4 separate regions of the Mus musculus genome follow, and regions 2, 3 and 4 are each linked to region 1. A link is a loop called in an ENCODE intact Hi-C map of the cell type or tissue named here. Cell type or tissue: heart. All regions are shown on one strand. Region 1 overlaps Tafa5 (TAFA chemokine like family member 5). Region 2 has its middle 9.4 kb from the start of n-TMcat4. Region 3 has its middle 41 kb from the start of Gm35831. Region 4 holds the start of Gm35997 (a long non-coding RNA gene).

The links. Peaks named below come from ENCODE experiments on the same cell type or tissue, not always from the same donor. Only the 100,000 strongest peaks of a DNase experiment are listed, where the experiment ranks them.
Region 2: a loop joins it to region 1, with 7 times the contacts of the local background. A loop is called at or near these places in 10 of 42 quality-filtered maps.
Region 3: it touches region 1 in a loop (4-fold over the local background); 3 of 42 quality-filtered maps call a loop at or near these places.
Region 4: it touches region 1 in a loop (4-fold over the local background); 10 of 42 quality-filtered maps call a loop at or near these places.

Annotation. Positions count from the first base shown.
Region 1 is chr15:87,624,304-87,626,803 of GRCm38, forward strand. All of the region lies in intron 1 of Tafa5 (TAFA chemokine like family member 5), which reads left to right. Among named protein-coding and RNA genes, the nearest start is that of Tafa5, 81 kb to the left of the region's middle. In heart, a CTCF peak has its summit at 1,523; a DNase peak (open chromatin) is centred at 1,508; H3K4me3 peaks cover 1,586 bases; H3K27ac peaks cover 1,426 bases; H3K27me3 peaks cover 1,811 bases.
Region 2 is chr15:88,649,693-88,652,192 of GRCm38, forward strand. No RefSeq gene overlaps it. Among named protein-coding and RNA genes, the nearest start is that of n-TMcat4, 9.4 kb to the left of the region's middle. In heart, a CTCF peak has its summit at 1,547 (motif pointing left); a DNase peak (open chromatin) is centred at 1,479; H3K27me3 peaks cover 755 bases.
Region 3 is chr15:88,554,361-88,556,860 of GRCm38, forward strand. No RefSeq gene overlaps it. Among named protein-coding and RNA genes, the nearest start is that of Gm35831, 41 kb to the left of the region's middle. In heart, a CTCF peak has its summit at 1,338 (motif pointing left); no DNase peak of the experiment used is centred here; H3K27me3 peaks cover 233 bases.
Region 4 is chr15:88,660,837-88,663,336 of GRCm38, forward strand. It overlaps Gm35997 (a long non-coding RNA gene), which reads right to left and starts at 1,779. Exons shown (of 3, transcript XR_384332.2): 1 at 1,330-1,779. In heart, a CTCF peak has its summit at 1,444 (motif pointing left); a DNase peak (open chromatin) is centred at 1,035; H3K4me3 peaks cover 687 bases; H3K27me3 peaks cover 1,403 bases.

The DNA.
Region 1 (2,500 bases):
ACAGACGGCGGCGGCAGGCGCGGGCCAGAGTCCGAGGCAGCGCGGCCTGGCCGCCTGGGCCGACAGAGACCCACGCCGCGCTCCCGTTCCCGCCGCAGCTCGCCAAGACGCCGAGCCGAGCGGCGGGCGCGCGCCACCAGCACCGGAGCAGCAGCGTCCCGCGGGCGGCGAGGCGCGCAGCGTCTCCGGCCCCACCTGTCGGCGCGGCCACCCTCAGCGTCGCCCCCGGCGTCCCCAGCCAGCGCGGGCGGCTCGCGGCAGCGCTGGGCCCGGCCTCGTCCGGGCTGCGGCGGCGGAGGCGCGCTCTCCCGGCTGGGCGCGGAGGCCCGCACCGTCCCGGGCGAGGGGACCAGCCCAGCGGCTCCGGGCCGTGCAAGTTGGACTGCGGCGGACTCGGCCGGGCCGCTCGGGCCCCGGCGGCGGCGATGGTGCTGCGGCTCCTCGAGCGGCGCGCAGCCCCGGCCCTGAAGCTGCCTCTGCGCGGCGGTGGCAGCGGCGGCGGAGCGGCCCCCTAAGCCCCCCGCCGGAGCCAGAGCGGGCAGCGGCGGCGGCGGAGCCGGAGAAGGCGGCGGCAGCGGCAACAGAGCAGTGGAGGAAGGCGACGCCGATCTCTGGCGCGGGGCGACAGGCGACCAGAGCCGGGGCCGCGCCGGACCCCCAACCCGCCGGGCCGTTGCGCAATCCGCGGCCGGTCTGGGCCCTGCTGGCGGCGCGGCTCCGGGGGCGGCGGCGGGGCTGATTCATGGGGCCGCGGCGGCCAGTCCCCCGCTCCCGGGCCCCCGGCGCCCCGCAGCGCGCGATGGTGGCCGAGTGGCCGGAGCGGCGGCCGCCGCGGCCCGAGACTTTCTGCTAACCTCCCCGCCCCCGCCCGCCCCCTCCCCGGCGCCCTCCCCCGCGCCGTCCCCTCCCCCTGCCCAAAAGACACAGATCGCCTCCCGGAGTGGCGCCTCCAGTCGCGGCGGAGCGCGGCGTTGGCGGCGGATGGAGGGCGCGATCGGGCGGCCAAAGCGGCTGCACCCAGCGGGGCGCTGATGCGGCTCCTGGACCTTCGCTGCGCGACTTCGGGGGCGTCGGCCGAGTTGGCACTCCGCGATGCAGCTCCTGAAGGCGCTCTGGGCACTCGCAGGGGCCGCGCTCTGCTGCTTCCTCGTCCTGGTGATTCACGCGCAGTTCCTCAAAGAAGGTAATTGTCCCCGGCGCGCGCGGTACCCTACACTGCTCGCGGCGGCCCCTGCGCGTGATACTGTTTCCAGCACCTTCCAGCGCTGCCAGCGAGGTGGGCCGAGGCTCTGCGGGGCCAGAGTGGCCGATGGCGCGAGCCTTCCCAGAGCCCAACGCTGGATCTGCCGCCCCTCGGTGCCTCTGGGCTCATGGTCGGCGCGGATTAGGTGCGAGCCCGGGCGTGCTGGGGCCTGGCTAGCTCCGGTGTAGTACTGGAGCCCAGGCTTAAGCCCAGGCTGCAGTTGCCATCCCCTGCCCCGCAAGGCTCGGTGGCAGTTGCGCCTACCCGCATGCCATGGACCCTCGGTAGGTGGCACCAGCGCTCCACTTTGGTAGCCTGGCTGAAGCCAGTACTGAGCAGGCCAGGACTGAATGGATTGGGGGCTGGGGATGCAAAGGTTGTCAAGGGGTGAGGACTGGGGAAAACTGCACCCTGTCCCATGCTGCTTTACAGATCAGGTCGGGTACCCACCAGACTTTAGGCTAGGTGGGCAGATTTTTTTATTGCCAGAATGCCTAGAACTTGAGACCACTCAAGTTCTGGGTTCCTTTGCCCTCCTGGCTCCTTCCGGATTGCAGGATTGTCCCATCCAGTTCTCGAGACTTTGCTAAGACTTGTGTAGTACACATTGGACTCTGTGGTCACAGCGGCCCTTTGGGATTCTTTCCATTGGCTTGTTTGGTGTGCCTTGGTAGGCAACAAATAGTGGGCACTCTGAAACTTCTTGCCCTTTATAGTCTTGGTGTCTCTGGGCTCAGCCTGCTCTGGTGGGCACCAACTGTAGGTGGTCCTAGTACCCTTGCACTGGCCATGCCCCTATTGGCTAGCCTTCCCCTAGGTCAGTAGAAAACACTGAGCCCTGGAAAGTACTGGTGCAGATTCCTACAGCTGTTCTCACTACCTCCAGGTTTCTAAGGATGAAGGGGTTGATATTCTATAGCCTCCCTGCCTAATTAGTGATCTCCTGTAGGCTGGGAGCTACCTGGATCCTGGAAGCATTCTGGCCTGCTATACATTGTTAGATCGTTCTCCCTTGATTTCAAGTGCTACTTTGAAGAAAGTAGCTGGTTTTGCTGTAGGTAGGTGAGCCTGCTCATCTGGAGCTTACAGGCTCTTCTTGGAGTTGGAGGCCAGTCTTAGCCTCAAGCTTAGGTCACCTACTTCATGAGTGAGTGGTTCTGCCATGGGCTGGGGTCCCTGCTATTGAGATAACTTTCCGTGCAAACATGAGTCGTTTCCTTCAGCCCCCAAACCCACCCCCAGGGCTGTCCTCAAGTT
Region 2 (2,500 bases), 1.0 Mb after region 1:
TGACAGAAGAAACTAGGCTCCCGGCTCCTCATGGACAGAACAAGCAGGCCCCATGTTGTGCTCTGACCGCTTGCACACCTGGGATTCAGGAGGCTTCGCTAGTGTGGTCACTGGAGTTACTGGGCAGTGCGTTCAGAATCATCTATCTCCAGAGCCTGGTACACACTAATCCCTCCTTCAGAAACCCTCTGTTCGGATCCCCCTAGATAGGACCAGCTTGGCTCTTATGTTTGAAGCCTCAGTTTAGGACATGTCTCTCCCAGAGCTGTCAGCTGAGTTGCTGCGCTCCTCCTGGGCCCCGTTGGACCCACTCAGCACTGTAACCGTTGTCTCGGGACCAGGACCACACATCTGCTTACCTGCTTTCCTGGCCAGCCTTTGAGCCCCATGCGAGCAGGGAGAAGCTGTCTTCTTTCCACTTGGGCCCCTGTTCTGACTAGAATTGAAATCTCATGAGTGTCTCTGCCTCGTGTGCCATCTCTTCTGTATCAAGGGTTGAAGGAACACAGGTCACAGGTCAGTAAGTACCATCTCAAAGATGGTGACACTCAGTCTCAATGTTACTTACCATCATGGCCACACCGGGGACAGTATTGCAAGGATGTCACTCTTTTTTTTTTTTCCCAAAAAAAAGTAAATGTTTTTGCACACTGCAAACATGGCTGAGTGACAGTCTCAAGGTGGAAAGAAGAGAAATATCAGCACTAAGAGTCCAGCTGAGAAATGAGAGAGCAGAAGTCAGTCCACGTGCCAGGGCAGCAGCTAAGCAAAGAAGACCTCCCTGTGCCCAGTGGTCCAGGCAGATGAAGCAGAGCCCAGGCAGCTCTAAAACTGGTAGGCTTCCTTAATGAGCCCACCACACACACTCCTTCTACCCAAAGATGGCACCGAGCTTCCCTCCAGGAACTCCCTCGCCCCTCAGCCAAGCTGCCCATCAGTCCTCTGAAACTGCTCAGTCTCAGCAAAGCTAACTGCTGACTTGGGGGGCCAGGCATGGGGGAGTTTAGCTGTTCCTGAAGCCCCCCAGACATCAAAAGAGAAATCTAACTGGAGCAGAGATAACCAGGCACGGGAAGCAGACACATTTGTCGGGTAGGAATGGACCCTGCATCCTACGCTGCAAATGACCGTGAGGGTGTACACCTGCTGTGGCCGGGACTTGCAGAGCCTCAAGAAAGTCCAGCGGCTGCTTCTCCACAGGGACAGATCTTCACCATGGGTAGCTGTACTGCAGAGGAGGGTCTGCTGTGGGAAGAGGCTTGTAAAACTGGCCGGAGAGATGCAGTGATTTCTACCTCAGAAGCCTGGGGGAAATCCCACAACCGATGTCCTTACTGTCGGGGCAACCTGAAGAGTCTGTGGGTCCCCTGCACACACCTTGCTCTGCCTTACAAACACCCACACAGCCTTCCCTGCGTGATAATTCTCAGAGTCCCAGCTGTGGACCTTCAGGTGCGCACGCACGCTCATTTGCAGTCATCAGAAGCCACGTTGGAGAAATGTAGCTCATTGCTGAGAAAAGCCTGCCCTCTGCTGGTCGGTGTGCGCATTTCAGGCAAGAGACAGCCAAGTCTCTCCCTATGGTAACCTCGGAGTGGTCCCTAAGGCCCGTAAGGTACAGCGTCTTGAAGGATGGACATCCAGACAACACTCAGGCCTAGGCAGAAAAGGGTGTCCTCCGCAGGACTCCGTCACCACCATGATTCCAGAGCCACTACTTAGAGCCGTGCTGCTGGCCCTCCTTGGAGACAATTGCCTTCCTGCCACCAGCCATGAAGACAGGACTCTTGACTCCTGGCCATCCCCCACCCACCCCATCCCTGATGATTTTGTTGCAAAATTTTTTTAAAGGGGGGGGTGGACAAACAGTGCAATACATGGAACCAGGCCCACTGCCTGTGTCAGGGCAGGCCTCCAGAGATCAGATCTAGGTGAAGAGTGCTCAGACTTGTCCTCAAAGGAGGGAGGAAGAGAAGGGGACAGCACCTGCAAGAATCAAGTGGACTCCTGTTCTTCCATAAAAGTCCCCTACAGGCCCCAAAGGGGATAGGAACTCCACAGGAAGACCAACAGAGTCAAGTAACCTGGACCCTTGGAGCTCTCAGAGTCTGAACCACCAACCAAAGAACTCACATGGGCTGGACATAGTAGCAGATGTGCAGCTTGGTCTTCGTGTGAGTCACAAACAACTGGAACGGGGCTATTCCAAAACTCTTGCCTGTCCCTGGGATATGTTCTGCTAGCTGGGCTGCATTGTGTGGACTCAGTAGGAGAGGAAGCACCTAGCCTCACAGAGACTTGAAGTGTTAGGTGGGGGGTATACCCGAGGGGGAACCCACTCCCTCAGAGAAGGGGAGGAGGGAAGGACTATGAGAGGGTGTGACTGGGAGGAGCAGTGAGCGGGAATAAATTTTAAAAATTAATTTTTTTAGAAGAATTGAGTGACTAATTCTGGAATCAGAAACTGGATCTAAAGACAGCTTTGGGAGACGCTGTCCAT
Region 3 (2,500 bases), 930 kb after region 1:
TGGATGCAGAAGGATCAGGAGTTTGAAGTCATCCTCAAAAACATGGCAAGTTGGAGGCTATCCTGGACTATACAGTTCCCTGAATACGTGTTTGCCCTCTACTTACAAACACAAACACACAAACACACACACACAAACACACACACACAAACACACCACACAGACACATCAAAAAAAGTTCATGGTGAGACTCAGGAGGGAGGCAGCATGACTGTTATATCCTAATGTGAATTCAACAACTTCATTAGACAGAAGCAATGGCCCGTGGGATCGTAAGAGGGCTGCATACACTGCAGTGATGCCCACGTCCTGCCCATGGATAAAGACAAGCCAGCGGCTCAAACTGGGCTAGGAGTCAAGGACTGAGACAGCTGCCAAGCCCAACACCATGGCAATTGCATGTTCTTGGTCCCTCAGGTCTGAAGAGTCCCCCGCTCCCAGTGCTGGTGCAAGGTTGCAGAATGAAAGCTTTGGGAGAAGCTCCACACGGCACAGTATTCCCACACCACACCATAGACACACGCGGCTCCAAGGCGGAAGCAGAGCCTGCTCTTTTCCCAAACCAAAGCAAACAAGCAACCCCACTGTCACCTGGATCTCAAGATGCGGCCCATGAGCCGTTTCACCTGAGACCCCTCTTAACCTGTCCCATGACATCTCGGTGGCATGAAAGGCTCCGTCTGGGACATTGACTCTACATCTAAGAGAAGGCTTTGCACCTCCAGAAATCACAGGCAGTGGCTGGGCATCACGAGAGTCAGGCAGGCCGGGAGGTTAGGGCGCTAGCTTGGTGGAGCCCCACACCTTGAGGATCGGGTGGAGGCAGGCAGCCATGGAGACCTTCTGGAAAGTTATCTTGGGCAGGTGCTACCCCAGATCCTGTCGGTTTTCCTAGTGTTCCCCGGTTTCTGTGGCAAATCTGTGAGCCTTACAGGTTGCTCACCAAACTTATTTTTTTACACTGGCTGCCATTGAGGACCAAGTCGGGGATTGTAAAGACTCTATGGAAGATGAGGGGACTCAGTGAACATAAAAGTACACACACACACACACACTCACTCACACACATGCACATACAACACACACACACTTCACCACCACCAGCCACAAACTTAAATGCCTGTGCCTGAAAACTTGCTATGTTTGCATGTTTTTAAATGTTATGCAAATGTCACCACACCGCACAGGACATTACAGCTTCACCCGATATTTTTTGTACAAATGACTCTCATTTGTAATCCTGCTGTCTCCAGATGCTGCTGCCAGGGGTGGACCTGGATTGAAGCTGGTAAATTTCTCGAGGGTAAATTGCAAACTGCACAGTGCCCTCTACTGGTGAACTCATGACCGCGCAGGCACAGCAGATGGACTGTTGGTGTTGTTTGGATTTACAAACACAGACACAGGCGTCCACACGAGACACCAGCTCCTATTTACACACATATGTATTCAAAACCTCCTCTTCGCTTCAACAGATTGTATTCTCAAGGTTTTGTGGATTTTTTTTAAAGCTAGAAATTCTCACTTTATTATGTACATTCTATTTTAATGTGGTATGATAGTGGATATAAACTCCTTTGCCATTCACAGCAGGCCTGTACCCTGGGCTCCTGTCCTACGGAGATCAGCCCCCCCTCCCTGCTCCAATGATAGTCCTTGCCAACATCAAAACGAAACAAGCTTTCCAAAATGTTTAACATTTCTGACAAGAGACAGAAGGAAGAGCAAACCCCCTCTTGATTTCTGTTTCTTCTGAGGCGGGTTCCACCGTTTGTGGTTTTGTGTGACGTCATTGTTTTACAAATTAGGATTGCTTCCTAAACTCCGGAGGTTAATTTTTCATTCGTTCAGCAAGTGCTTTCCTCTTCTGTTTCTTTTTCTGTCAGTTAAGGAATTCAATGCTGGAGATGCACCTCAGCCTCCAAGCATGCTAGCCAGAGAGGCACCCCACTCCGAGCCCTTCCTCCTGGTCTATGCTGTTGTTTATGCAGACTTCCCTGGAATTGTTTGTGTCTAGTGTATTTTAATGCTTGCATTCGCTGTTTTCCTCGTGGGGTCCTGAGCACAGTCTGTCAGTTAAACGGAGTCCTTCCCAGTCCCACACGGCCCCACAGCACTAATGCCTCGCCACCCTGTTCCAAATCCCAGCTCCAGCTGCCTCCTCAGCCTTGTCATCAGGGTCTCAGAGACCCCATTGTCCTTCACCAATGACAGTACAGTGGCCTGCATGGTTGACCCTGTGGAGAAGGAATAAGAAGATCCCACTATCCCCAGGCAATGTCACTAATGTAATAGGATCCTTTGAGAGAAGGGTCAGAGCGTGCCTATGTGGGACTCCGCATGTGTTACCCTGCTCACAAGCCACTGTCGAGGAAATGAACAAGCTGGCAGGCTCTCAAGGACAAGGACCAAAGAGTGTGATGATGAGATGAGCCAAGAAGGAAACGCCTTTCTCTCCTGCAAACACCTATAAGCAGAGGCTCCGTTGGAAGCCCAGGGG
Region 4 (2,500 bases), 1.0 Mb after region 1:
TTCCCATGGGGAAGCATCTATCCCTTCTCCTAAGGTCCCAACAACAAACTGAGATAGGATTACACCAAAGCTCCCTCTGGGGAACCAATTAGTTTATAGGCCTTCCTCACGAAGCATAGGTAAGGGATTACTTACTAGAGTCGGGTGCCCCTCCAAAGGCTTCACTAGAAAGTCTTCACCCAGAGGTTTGGTGGCTTTCCATAGGTGTTTAAGTGGAGCCTCGTCCCCTAGTCTTCCTGTCCGGTCTGCTCTAGTCCCTCCCCGAGGGCACTGGCTATTGGGGTAGAGTTGCCTACAGTGAAGGTGAGGGTCTCCCTGCCTTTCTGTGAGGGAATGTAAAGAGTCAGCAAGCCCATGATTGAAGTCCCCAAGATGGCTATTGGACTCAGAGAATAGTCCCTGTACAAGGGATGCAGAAGGAAGATGGGGAAGCAGGGTGGAGATGGGGGGGCCAAGGTGGAGATGGGGGACCAAGGTGGAGATAAGGAACCAGGGTCAGAAGAGAGTATCAGGGTGCATAGTGAGAGCCAAGGCTGGAGGTGTGCATGCAAGCATTCCAGGCCTTTCCCATCTCTGCTGCAGGACAGGGAGAGTCACATGCCCAGGCTGTGTGTGTGACATGGATGGAGCCACTCTACAATGCCAGCTGCTCCCCACCACCCCACCCCCAGGACATTTGAGGTCTATACAGCTCAAAGACAACCTGCTGGGGACTACCCAAGGCAGAAGAATTCCTGGTCAGTACCAGGGCTATGTCTACATAGTGCCATACAGTCCACTGGCATCCTAAAGCCCTAACACCAAGTGCAAGCCAGGGAGACTATATTCCAGTCTCCCTTCTAAAAAATCTGACTTTCAAATCTCAAATGAGCATACATTGCTCTCAGAAGAAAAAAAAACGAAAACCCTACTAATAAACTCTTCCTTTTTTAACTGCACTTTCTCTAAGACAAGCAGGCAAATGAGAGCACAGGCACCTTGCCATCTATCCACATGACCTGCTGGGTCCCTGTGTCCCCATCCTGACTAGGTCAGACAAGCACCACGGGATCAGACAGTACAGAGCCAGGACTGGTGGCAGATCAATGTCCTTCCCAGGCCTCCACATGCACACCAGGATGTCCTGATTACCTATGCCAACACTCAGTGTCCTCCAGAAGTGGGGTCCCTCAACCCACACCCATACGCCCTGGCTGTAGAAAGATATTCACCCCAGGGGTTTTCCCATAGCCCCCAGAAAATCCCGCAGACTGACTTCTTGACAGGTCCTTCCTGACAGCCAGGTCCTGTACATAGGATCTATAGTGTACAGTGGGGCCCCACACCCACCTTTAGAGCCATTTCCAGTTCCAGGACTCCTCAAGATTCTGCCTGAAATTACTGCTGAACTTTCTCTATTCTGACACTTCCCATTTCCGCGCTAGGAGGGCAACAGAGCCCCCTGGCGGCGCAAGATTGCGTTGACTTCACAGAAAGAAGTTTGGATACCTGGAAAGGGCGAAAGGGGGAGAGTTAAAGGTGGTATGGAGAGGGTTGAAGTGAAATAGGAAAGTGGGTAGGAGCAGGGACAGAGGTGAGGGAAGCGGGACAGAGTCGGAGGAGAGGAGAGATGAGGGGCAGAGGAGAGGGGAACGGGAGGAAACTGGGAGAAGAACGCAAGGAAAAGGGGCAGAAGAGTGGGGACCTGGGAGTGGGGGAGGGCCAGCGGAGGGTTGGGAATCTGCCAATCTGCGGTGAGAAATGCAAGAACACCACCTGCGCCCTGCAGTTCCCCCAGGCCCACAATGACCCCGGGAATAGGAGAAAAGGGTCATGTGATGAGGTGACACAGGGGTCAGAGTGAGGCGCAGGAGAGAAGTAAGAACAACTGCGCGCGCGCGCACACACACACACACACACACATTGTCAGTTCTGATAGACTCGGATGTGAAGAGTTGTGTGGTCCCTAAGAGTGCACCGCTTTCCCTAGTCACTTTCAGACCAGCATTGGAAAACTGGAAAAGAAAAGAAAAAGAAATGGTGATTCCCTATCTTTTAAGTCATACTTTCTTTTGAGCAGAATTAAATTCTACTCGTGAAAATCACTGCTTATCTACTACAGAGCCCTCTGAAAGATGCTACGCTGTTTCTGGTACTGCTAAGAATCATATAGCTGGATGCTAACTGCACCTGTAACCTAGGACACTGTTCGGGTTCCAGGTCAGGGAGGCGACGCAAGGAGGCTCCACCCACATCCACACAACCTCTCCCAACACACAGTAGAGGTTTAAGGTTTAAGTAATGCTTTTGGGCGCTGTGTCCCAGAGCTCCCCAGCCCATCCTGAAGGTCTGCAGTGTGTAGGGCTTAGAAGCCACCACGGAGAACTCACAAGCTGGCCATAGAGAGCTTGGCACAGAGACCCACACCACACACCGAGCTGGGCAGCTGCTGCGCACTTCCTTCCACCGGACTAGGCTGCGGGGAACTCTAGCGGGTTGAGCCGAGGTGAGGCCACAGCTC